Linked DNA regions of Homo sapiens: region 2 is linked to region 1. Evidence: chromatin contacts called from ENCODE Hi-C data. All regions are on one chromosome and are shown on one strand. The core of a region is the stretch at or near the end of the contact, and the rest is flanking DNA. Distances in the headings are between cores, read along the strand shown.

Region 1 (5,901 bases), core at 2,025-4,524:
AAGCTTGTCTATGTGCAAAACATTTTAAGTATTTGGTTACATATTTCCCACTTCATCACAAATTTTAATTAGATAAAGATTTGAGAATTGGAAAGAAGTATTTCTGCTGTCAAAATGAACAGACTTGGAAAGAACACACTAAAAGACTAGGAAAAGTTAGAATAAGCTACGTTTGAATTAAGCATTATGCCTTCTCTACTCTTAAACTTTTATTTCTTCTACTTCATAGAAAAAAGATATCTATCTGAATGAGAGTTCATCTTGACACAAACATACTATTAATGCTTGTTTTATTGTGTCATTTTGGTCTTATGAACAAATGGCACTTTTGAACAGATTTAACAACTTAAATTCTTCATAAAAACAAGAAGCATCCACTGTCAAATGAGTTTAATAAATCCAGTTTCTTGTGAATTTGTACTTTAGAAAAGCAGAAAATTGAATTAAATTAAATTAAATGACTTTTAAATTTTAAGTGATAAAGCTTCTAGCACCTTATTTTACCATGCCTTCAATTAGAGAAAGCATAAAGCCAAAAATGTCAAGGGATGGTTTCTTCACAAAATATTGAGAAAATGCACTCTCACGTTAAGTTTTTAGAGCACCTAAATTTAGCTCCGTGCCTTGCAAATTTTTCAACATATTTTCATGGGTTAATTGGCAAGCCCGAATTTATACCTCTTTTCCATCTTCTCAAGCAAAACTAGCATTTGTAATTATTTTTTAAGTTTAGGGAAAAGCCAGAAAACTATGTTTTTGAGAGTGATTTAACCAAGGGAATTTTTTTGTGAACTTTTCCTTTTATTTATTTATTTTCTTTTATTCTACTTTAAGTTTTAGGGTACATGTGCACAACGTGCAGGTTTGTTACATATGTATACATGTGCCATGTTGGTGTGCTACACCCATTGACTCGTCATTTAACATTAGGTATATCTCCGAATGCTATCCCTCCCTGCTCTGCCCACCCCATAACAGGCCCCAGTGTGTGATGCTCCCCTTCCTGTGTCCATGTGTTGTCATTGTACAATTCCCACCTATGAGTGAGAACATGTGGTGCTTGGTCTTTTGTCCTTGCAATAGTTTGCTGAGAATGATGGTTTCCAGCTTCATCCATTCCCTACAAAGGACATGAACTCATCCTTTTTTATGGCTGCATAGTATTCCATGGTGTATATGTGCCACATTTTCTTAATCCAGTCTATCATTGTTGGACATTTGGGTTGGTTCCCAGTCTTTGCTGTTGTGAATAGTGCCACAATAAACATACGTGTGCATGTGTCTTTATTGCAGAATGATTTATAATCCTTTGGGTATATACCCAGTAATGGGATGGCTGGGTCAAATGGTATTTCTAGTTCTAGATCCCTGAGGAATCGCCACACTGTCTTCCACAATGGTTGAAGCAGTTTACAGTCCCACCAACAGTGTAAAAGTGTTCCTATTTCTCCGCATCCTCTCCAGCACCTGTTGTTTCCTGACTTTTTAATGATCGCCATTCTAACTGATGTGAGATGGTATCTCATTGTGGTTTTGATTTGCATTTCTCTGATGGCCAGTGATGATAAGCATTTTGTCATGTGTCTTTTGGCTGCATAAATGTCTTCTTTTGGCTGCATAAATGTCTTCTTTTGAGAAGTGTCTGTTCATATCCTTCGCCCGCTTGTTGATGGAGTTGTTTGTTTTTTTCTTGTAAATTTGTTTGAGTTCATTGTCGATTCTGGATATTAGCCCTTTGTCAGATGAGTAGATGCAAAAATTTTCTCCCATTCTGTAGGTTGCCTGTTCACTCTGTCTGCTGTGCAGAAGCTCTTTAGTTTAATTAGATCCCATTTGTCAATTTTGGCTTTTGTTGCCATTGCTTTTGGTGTTTGGTGTTTTAGACATGAAGTCCTTGCCCATGCCTATGTCCTGAACGGTATTGCCTAGGTTTTCTTCTAGGGTTTCTATGGTTTTAGGTCTAACATTTAAGTCTTTAATCCATCTTGAATTAATTTTTTTATAAGGTGTAAGGAAGGGATCCAGTTTCAGCTTTCTGCATATGGCTAGTCAGTTTTCCCAGCACCATTTATTAAATAGGGAATCCTTTCCCCATTGCTTGGTTTTGTCAGGTTTGTCAAAGGTCAGATAGTTGTAGATATGTGGCATTATTTCTGAGGGCTCTGTTCTGTTCCATTGGTCTATATCTCTGTTTTGGTACCAGTACCATGCTGTTTTGGTTACTGTAGCCTTGTAGTATAGTTTGAAGTCAGGTAGTGTGATGCCTCCAGCTTTGTTCTTTTGGCTTAGGATTGTCTTGGCAATGCAGGCTCTTTTTTGGTTCCATATGAACTTTAAAGTAGTTTTTTCCAATTCTGTGAAGAAAGCCATTGGTAGCTTAATGGGGATGGCATTGAATCTATAAATTACCTTGGGCAGTATGGCCATTTTCACGATATTGATGCTTCCTACCCATGAGCATGGAATGTTCTTCCATTTGTTTGTAACCTCTTTTATTTCATTGAGCAGTGGTTTGTAGTTCTCCTTGAAGAGGTCCTTCACATCCCTTGTAAGTTGGATTCCTAGGTATTTTATTATCCTTGAAGCAATTGTGAATGGGAGTTCACTCATGATTTTCCTCCCTATTTGTCTGTTATTCGTGTATAAGAATGCTTGTGATTTATGCACATTGATTTTGTATCCTGAGACTGCTGAAGTTGCTTATCAGCTTAAGGAGATTTTGGCTGAGATGATGGGGTTTTATAGATATACAATCGGGAATGTTTTTAAAAAGAGAAATCTGTGGATGAATGGTATCTCACTTGAAACCATGACAAAAATATTAGTATTTGCTTATGATAATACAACATATATTATTTTCTCTAAATTAATAGATACCCAAATTCCCCACTCATAGTTTTTTCTCAATATAGGCAAGCATAATTTTTGTGTACAAGTTGATTCAATATCATGACCCTTAGGCTCTTTTACTTTGTTTCATATAAATATGATGAAAAATATGAACTAAATACTCATGAAATAACCTTATTTCAGCTTTTAGTTTTTCCTTAGTACATGGGCTTTTGTGAGCAATATTTGTGTTAACATGAATGTTTATTGCCTTGATAGGTAGGGTGCACAGTTTAAATATAAGCTGGATGATTTATTCTGTAATTGAAAGAAAAGCTTAATGGCCTGTGTATTTGATTTGAAGTATACATTATTTTAGACTCAAGTAGTGAGATCTGCTTTGATTAATTCATGTCTATACGGTCATAAAATAAGTCCAGCTATGAATCATTGAGTGAGTATGTTGTGGTTAACGCAATAAAACTTCCATTTAGGGACAAAAGCAACCAACACATTGTTATAAAAGGATATGCAAGGTCTTGGCCTTGATTGCTAAGATAGAAGTAATGTTTTCAGTCATGAATATCTCTCCTTGTACTATTGGGCATTGTATCATAGTTCATTAACTCAGAAGAAAATCCTATGTATCTGACAAATTATATTCCCTTTCATAAAATAAAAAAGTACAATTAACTATGTGCTATTTTGGAATAAAGAATAAAACCATTACATGTAGTATAAAAAGCATTCACGATTACATTCTTTCCTTTAAAATCAAGCAACAATTACAACAAAAAGAAACTTATTCCCCAGTTAAGTTAGATAATCATTGCCCAGGTTGTGTATAATTTAATCAAAACATTGACAATGCAGTTTTTTTTAAAAGCATAGATAGCTAGATATAGATAAAGGTTTTCACACTGTAATTTGACTTAAAAACAAAAAGAAGTGTTAAAAAAAACTATCCCTGATTGTGAGAAAGTCTTCTTGGAGTAGCATATCTGTATCTATGAATATAAATATAGTACAGGAAATATAGAGAACGCATTGGGCATACAGTTGCTTTAAACTACTTTTCTTCAAACTGTATGCTGAGAATTAAAATGAATCAAGCCATTTTGCAAATGTTCAGTGCAAATCTATAAAATATTCCTCTTTTGAATTGAAAATCTTTAAATTAGCAAAACCAACTGGCTAATGAAGTTCATTTGGTAAAAGCAGTCATTGATTTGCCATTAATTTTCAGTGTGCAAGTGTCCTACTGGGTCTTAAATTAAACAATTTCAGGTGTCAACATTTAGAGACATACTTCTTTACTTACAGAATAGAAAATTCACGCTCAAAATAACTTGGCAAAGACTGTCCTTTAACAACATATCTTATTTCTAAAAGTTTCAACCAGGTAAACTCTCAAATATATTTCATAGTATTATATATTATTTATCTACATTTAGTTAACTGTTCGACCTGTTTGATACAATTATTACTACAGAAATATTCAATCCCTCCCAGAGTCTATATTTGTGTCCTAGCTATCTGGGGATATCAATTTCAAAACCCGAATGGGTCTTGGCTTTTTTGCAGAAGCCAGAGAGGGAAGAAAAAGGAAGCCAGGAAAACAATAACTCTAAAAGACTGATTATAGGGATGGTTAGAAAACAGTGTCCTGATTTTGTAAGATGAGAACTTAAACTTTACGGTTATATCTTAACCCATATTAGACTATATTGTAAAGCATATTCCTTTTCCATTGTTATTTTATGATTACTAATCTGCCACTATTTATCAGAACATTCACACTTTTGCGACCCTATGACAAAGCAGTAATACCAGTAGCCACATTAATAAAGCAAACTAACATTTATTCAGCATGTTCACTAGGGTCATTCAGTGAGTAAAATTCTACACTGATTCAGATCATTTCATTAGCATAATCAGATCATTTCATTAGCATAATCATCAGATGAAGTGAATAGTAAATTTCGATTTTATAAGTACAATGCTAGACAATATGCCTAAATTCTTAAAAGCACTAAGTGAAAAATCTGAGAGTTCAGGACAGGTGGATCTGGTAACACAGCTAAGCCTTCTTACAAATGTTCTAACCATTGTGGACGACATTTCAAGTCTATTCTATGCAATTTCAGATGATACATACTTCTTTTTTTTTTTTTTTTTTTCGAGATGGAGTTTCACTCTTGTTGCCCAGGTTGGAGTGCAATGGCGAGATCTCCCCCCACTGCAACCTCTGCCTCCCGAGTTCAAGTGATTCTCCTGCCTCAGCCTCCCGAGTAGCTGGTATTACAGGCATATGCCACTACGTCTGGCTAATTTTGTGTTTTTTTTTTTTTTTTAGTAGAGACAGGGTTTCTTCATTTTGGTCAGGCTGGTCTCGAACTCCCAACCTCAGGTGATCAGCCCACCTCGGCCTCCCAAAGTGCTGGGATTACAGGCATGAGCCACTACGCTCGGTGGATACATACTTCTGTTAGCAAGACTTTAATTTACTAGTTTTTCTTAATTACTATATTCTCCATATGCCTGTTCCTAGCTCTTCCAGTCCATGTAATCACACAGTATCTTCTCTTTTGGTTGTGAACTTTGAGGTCACATAGACTTGAATTCAGTGTTAATAAGTTTACACTGTTTCTATATGACCCTTGACATTTCCTTATCATAAAATAGCACCTCTTTTGTGGAATTTCTGAAAGGTTTTAATCAGAATGTGTATGTGTGTGAGTATAACTGCTGGCAGCAGAAACTAAGCACTCAATAGCCGTTTTAAAACATTAGGATGGTTACTATGATTGATTTGGCAATGGTCATTGAGTTTTAGCTGCCTTGGTGTCTGTCCACTTCAATCCAAAATTGATATCTCACAATCACTGTAGAACTGAAAATAACTGTTGAGGCACTGGCATGTGCCTGACATAGTCCACAAACATGCTAGACTTGTATATGATGCTCAAGTATAGGTAATTCCAAAAAGCTGTATCTCCCAACTTGGTGGCATTTGAAGATGGGTCCTTAGGGAGGTAAATATGATCACATTAGGTCATGAGAGTGGGCTCT
Region 2 (5,901 bases), core at 2,336-4,835, 160 kb after region 1:
GCTATGAATATACACTTACATTTATTCTGTATGTTTTAAAACTTTTTTTCACATAATGGGAGCATTCATAATACGCACACACACACATACACACACAGTCTTTGGGAAATCACTAAGCATCTATAGATTGCAGAAGTCAAATTATATGAGAAAAAGTGATTAATGAGTTCAGCATATACATGAAATCTTTCTGCCCCCTGACCTTCCAAAGTCCCTCCAGAAGCAAACAAACAAATTGGAAAACTCTAATCTGAATCTCTAAAAAAGCCCAAACATTTTATGAATATTTTAGCATAAATAAATATTTTAATACACTCTGCTGCTCAATTTATAGCAATAGCATGGAGAAACAAGAAGAGAAGAATCTATATTTCACAGAGCAGAAATAAAGATCTAGGATACTAGGTGGAAAGATGGAAAACTGCTCAGCTGAGATAGGATGAATTAGATAATGACATAGATATTTACACAATTTTATTTCCAATTAAGTATAATAGTGACATATTACAAAATGTGCCCCAAACAGCAGGCTTTTTTCAGAGCACCAGGTGGTAAGGTACATCTCATTTTTGATTAGATCCCCAAGCCCCATCTCCGTGTAGTCCAAGTTTTGCTGTGTGACGGACTAGATGAGGTAAGACAATACAATCTGTGGGTGTTAAATCTGTAACAACAGCCAGGCTGTGTTCCACAAGATTCCAGCTCTGCCTTCAACACCTTAGGAGACCGGCGCTATTTCTCCTTCCTTCTCTTTCCTTCTGCCTCTTCCTCCCTGCACAGTCTTGGCTCTTGTTCCCATTCAGTGTCACTCTCCCTGAGAATTGAATTCTTCCAATTTTCTAACCAAGAGCGACTCCCTTTCATCTCCACCTAAGTTCTCCCCTTCCATCACACCTGGAGAGAGGACTTGAAATCTAACGGAAACACGAAAGGATGAATGATATTACTGTTAAACCTCTTCAAATTCAAACGAGGATGCCCCTTTCGGTGGAATAAGACAGTTAATAAAAGAGCCTCCTCCAAAGCTGTTATAATCCTCCAGACGTCTAACAGAATGAATTTAACATAAGGTGTTAATAAAAGGTCTACGACTCTCAAAAACATTTTTTCAACTTTATCAGAAAGGGAAAATACCCAATTGTTTGGCTTAAGCATGAGAGATAGCTATATATATGTATATAGATAAATGCAGATAAATACACATAAGCCTTTAATTAGCGTTTAAAAAATAAACTTAGAGGTTAAAGAGAAAGTTCATGGGATGAGGGCAGGGGAGCCTCTATCTGCCCTGCTTTCACACCCTTCCTTTAGAGCTGGCATTGCTGGGATATCAGCTCAGCGCCTTCTCCTACAGCGGAGACTGAACCCATGCAAGTCACGAGGACACACACGACTCCACCACTGCTGCTTCATCTTTCCGGTCTAGTGTCCCGTGCCCAGGAGTGGAAGGAATTTCTGCAAGGTTTTGAGCCTCACGCGTCGCATCCACAGCCCCAAACCGAAACCTCACCATTCTAGCCAAAGTGGGTAGGTTTTTCTATGTTTTCATGGTGGAGCTGACAGATCTGGATCTGAGATACTGTTCCCGCCCCTCCGCGAGTAATGCGCCCTTGGGCTGAGACCCGAGCTCAGTCCGGGTGTGGGAGAGGAGCAAGCGCTGCTGGAGGGGACCCAAAGGCAGAGGTCTCAGGTCCAAGAGGCAGGCGGACAGAGGGGCTGAGCACTGTTCCGGGAGCACGAAGAGCGACACAGGTGTTGCTCCCGCGCCAGCTCTACTCTCCCAGAAAAAGGCAGGGACAGTATTCTGGGTCTGGAGCACAGGATTGGGGGTAGGGAGGGGGACTGGGTACTCCTGGATCAGGTGCTGGCCAGAGCAGGTCTTTTCCGTCTTTAAGACATGCCCAGGTGGGTTTTAGCGGCAACTTCCTAGCAGCGACACTCCCCCTCACCCCTCCTGCCGCGGCATCCCACCTTCTCGCCTTCTTCCACCTTGGCTTGAGTGTGACAATGAACTCCCCCAAGAAGAAGGGCACCCAACTGTGTGGGGCGCCTTCTGTCCTTCGCTATACCCCTCCCACGAGAAATAAAAGCTCCTGCCACCCACCCCAGAATAGCAGCTGGTGATGCCCTAAATAACAGCTCCCAGCAGGCACTTTCCCCAAAAATAAAAGCATCCAGCCACCCCCACAACGTTTCCCATCACTGGCCTCAAATAACGGTTTCTAAAAGCCCCACTGCTCCAGAGATCCTTGTCACTGAGCTTCCAACAGTTCCCACTCCTTCAAGCCCGAAATGTCACTTCCCCACGCGCCTTAAGTGAGGCCCAGCCGCACCCATCCCCCTGGAACGGGCCTCCATTCCCCAAAGGAGGCCTCGACCTCCTTTCCCCCAAGGTTTTCCACCTTCCCAGCCCCCCAACCAGCCTCTGTCCACACGCATGTTCCTTGCCCAGCACTCCGCAGCTAACGTCAAACAATGCAACCAAAAACCGCAGAGGGGAGCGAAAAGGCCAGTGGAAGGGGACGACAAATACCAATTTGAGATGAGACTGCGATTTAGTCTGCAGCAGCAGCGTCCAGCGCGCTGAGACCTGAACTCCCAGGCCCCGCCTAGCCCCTCCGCCCCAGGTCGCCACGGTCCCCACCCCCATCTCCCTACCTTCGTTGCTGGGGCTGGCCAGGAGGGTCCGGAGTGCGGCGCACAGGAGAAGGCACGTCCAGAGGGGAGCCCGTCGAGGTGCAGAGTAGCAGCCGGCCAGGGACGCTGGGGTGATGGGGGTGTCGCCGCCGCCGCTTGGGGGCCGCCGGCGTCCCGCACCCCGGGGCCCCGAGCCCCGCATCTTCTCCGAGCCTCCTCCGGTGCCGCTGTCCCGAGCGGCTCAGTCCACCGCTTCGGCCTCGCAGAGCGGCGAAGGGAGACTCGGGAGTCCTCCTTGTCCCCCCTTGGGGTCCTACGCCTTCTGGCACGCGGCTCCTCCAAATGTAGGAACCACGGATCCGGCTGAGACAGCTGAAGTTTGCTTCTGGCTCCTCTCGCCTCCCCCTTTGGTGGGGTTAAATGAAATATTAGTTCTGGTTGCTAGTGCAGATCTGGACTCGGATCAAGGGTGTCGAGAGGGTCCTGGGTCCTGTTCCTTTGCCTTTCAAAAAGACTTTTTACGGATTGAGAATTTTTAAATACCACTAGGGGAAAGGTGAAGGTTCTTTGCAGCCTTCAGTGTTGAAATGGACGAAGGTAAGGAAGGCAAATCATTTTAAGACGAAATCTCCGATTTTTTAAAAAAGGAGGAAAAAAGCAGGGTGGCTAAGGATAAAGAAAGAGGACTTGAGAAAATGTGGAGAATGAAAAACAGGAGAGCAGCGAGCAAAAGCAAAGATCCAGAGTTCAAAGAGACTGGCAGAAGGAAATAGCTGCGGGCTGAGTGCTGAAGAGGGGAGGGACTGACGGCTGCCGGCCGGTAGGAGCGCGGAGCTGCGCTGCGGCGGCCCAGGAGCTGCTGCGGTTCCCGCTGCTCGGGGAGCAGGCGGTGTGTGCGCGGCTGCGAAGTCGAGGTTGAAACTGCACCGCCAAGGCGCGCTCCTGCTGTGTCTGGAGCTCCGGCGTCTCCTCTGCCTCCCAGCTCAGCGCCTCCCACCCTCCTTCCCTCCTCCTCTTCCCAGCTCCCCCGCCCTCTGCTGCTCGCAGCCTCGCCAGTGAGAATCTACTGTAAGTGTGAGTTGCTTCGACGAAGTCACACACCCACGGAGGGAAGTAATCTGGAGGCTGCCTTGGTGAGTGTTGCCTAGCGGTCTCCGGGAAAGGCGCGTCTTCCTCCCGGGATAATTAGGGCAAGGAATCCTGACGACGCTGGCGAGGACTGGGGTTCCCGGGAGGCGGAAGGGAGATCAGCCCCAGCTCAGCCGGCGGCCCTTAGAGACGCGGGTCCCTCCGTTTGGCATCTTGCCTGCTGTCCCTCACAGGCTGTGGCATCAACAACCTTGTCGTCACATCGCCGCGCATTCGCAGGCTCTGCTGGTCCGTGGCTAGTTTCTTAAACACCCATACCGCTTACCGCTGCTGACTCTTTCTGTTCTTCCCATACTTTGATGGCTGGAATAGGATAATTACTCAATGTTTTCTTCAGAAGTAAATTGTAGAGTAAATAAAGAGGCGGTAGCTCTGTTTGAGATTTCAAGGAGTCAAAGAATTTGACTATTGAGATTTGTAGTGTGCCAGGTACTTTCATAGGTGGCGATTTAATTCATTTATTTCATTGATAAAATGTTTTAGTATTTTAGAAATTGGACGATATGCAGATACACGACATACATTCCAGTGAAATTAGCCTCGGTCAAATAAATTCAGGGTTTTGAAAAATTAATTATTTTAATTGATTGTGCCCTATAGCATTGGGAGATTTACAAACAGTGAAAAAAAAAACAGTTAAAACAATCAACTTTCTATGCTTCACCTCTATTATGTCTTTTCTTGCTTTAGTATATTCCCTCGATTTATTCATTCTTTCAAAGAGATACATTTGAAGGACAATTTTAGTACACAGGCATTTAAAAACAAAAGGCTGCAGAGAAAGCACTTACAGAAAGGTCTGATTATAGAAGAAAGATATCTCATTTAATTTCATGTATAGTAACCACTGTAAAGCTTGGGCTTCCGTTCACACCTAATAAAGGTGAGTCAGCTCACCAGTTTTGACATATCTAGAGCCTTGTTTGTCTCCACAATAAATTCCTCACTATCTTTAGCTGGTGACATTTGTTTTTTGTTTAAATATTTGCAATAAAGATGAAAGAATAAAGCAGCAGTGATGCAATTTTGTAAAGAGGTGAAAGCTCATCTTTGATTTCTTTTTTTCCTGAAATGTTTTGGCACCAGAAGTCTGAAAGCAGGTTCTTTTTATTATAATGTGCTCCGAATGGATGAAGCAAATTTAGAGGAAGAGCAGTGAATCAGTTTCTCAGTTTGGCAAAAAGCCTCACGGGTGAGATGGAAAGTTAAAATTTATGTTTCTATTTGAGGACCATTCAAAATGTAAGCTCCCCTCTCCCCTACAATTATAATTGAGTTACTTAAAAATATTTAAGCAGAATACCAACTACGATATCTAAAGCCCAGAAATATGTAGTAAAACTAATATGAGTTTAATGGGGCTTTGAGCTCGTTCCTTTACTTCTACAGGCTTCAGTATCCTCATCAGTAAAATGAGGAATTTGGAGAAGACAATCTTCAAGCCTTCTTCCCTTCCGTTGGTTGCATGTCTATGTGACTACCCTGTTCATCTATCTCCAATTATTTACTATTGGCCACAAAATAACCAAATTTTTCAGCCTAGAATTTAAAGCCTTCTACTACAAATGGTTTAAATATATTTTTTATTCTATACTACAATGTTAAACTCATTTTTCCCCTAAATTACCTCATGCCTCTCTGATTTTTCTACCTGTCATTCCATTCTAAAGAAATCCCACCTCTGGAAATATTTATCCGCCCCCCACCTCACCCCACCACAACACACACACACACACACACACACACACACACACACACTACTGTCATCTAAATCATACCCAGTGTCCTAGGAGAGCCAGGCACTCAAGATTAAATTCTTCTTTTCTCAACAAAAAAGTTACTTCGTTCTCCTCCTCAAAGTACTCATAGCTTTACATAAATCAACACAATGCCAATATTTTCTGAATCAAAGGTGGAATAAAATTGTCTAACTATATCTAAAGAGAAGAAAGACAGAATTTAAATCTGGTTTGTCAAAGAAAACCTGGGACGCTGGTCAGCATGGGCATAATTGTGTTATCTTCTCCCAACATAGCTAAGTTACATGATTGAGAATACAGAAAGCAAAATTCTTTGTATTCTCCACCTTAAATTGCAGCCATCTTTCTCATAGTT

What was found. A loop is a pair of places that touch in the nucleus more often than their neighbours do. Pooled maps may share reads with other maps.
Region 2: a loop to region 1 is called in a map of endothelial cell of umbilical vein, with 6 times the contacts of the local background. The contact joins the promoter of EPHA5 here to the enhancer-like site in region 1. A Hi-C loop is called at or near these places in 3 of 168 maps with a recorded cell type or tissue (MCF 10A, PC-3 and endothelial cell of umbilical vein) and 1 of 50 pooled maps.

What each region holds. Positions count from the first base shown.
Region 1 is chr4:65,505,042-65,510,942 of GRCh38, forward strand. The region is part of intron 3 of EPHA5 (EPH receptor A5); the gene reads right to left. Among named protein-coding and RNA genes, the nearest start is that of EPHA5-AS1, 160 kb to the right of the region's middle. Within about 2 kb of position 3,275, at least 2 of the 41 ENCODE cell types and tissues checked have a DNase peak (open chromatin) inside an H3K27ac peak, as active enhancers do; they include endothelial cell of umbilical vein, where a contact is called at or near this core.
Region 2 is chr4:65,666,904-65,672,804 of GRCh38, forward strand. EPHA5 (EPH receptor A5) reads right to left here and starts at 3,586. Exons shown (of 17, transcript NM_001281766.3): 1 at 2,659-3,586. The coding sequence starts at 2,839. EPHA5-AS1 (EPHA5 antisense RNA 1) reads left to right here and starts at 3,058. Exons shown (of 4, transcript NR_034138.1): 1 at 3,058-3,770; 2 at 4,873-4,978. RefSeq lists an enhancer at 1,204-1,735.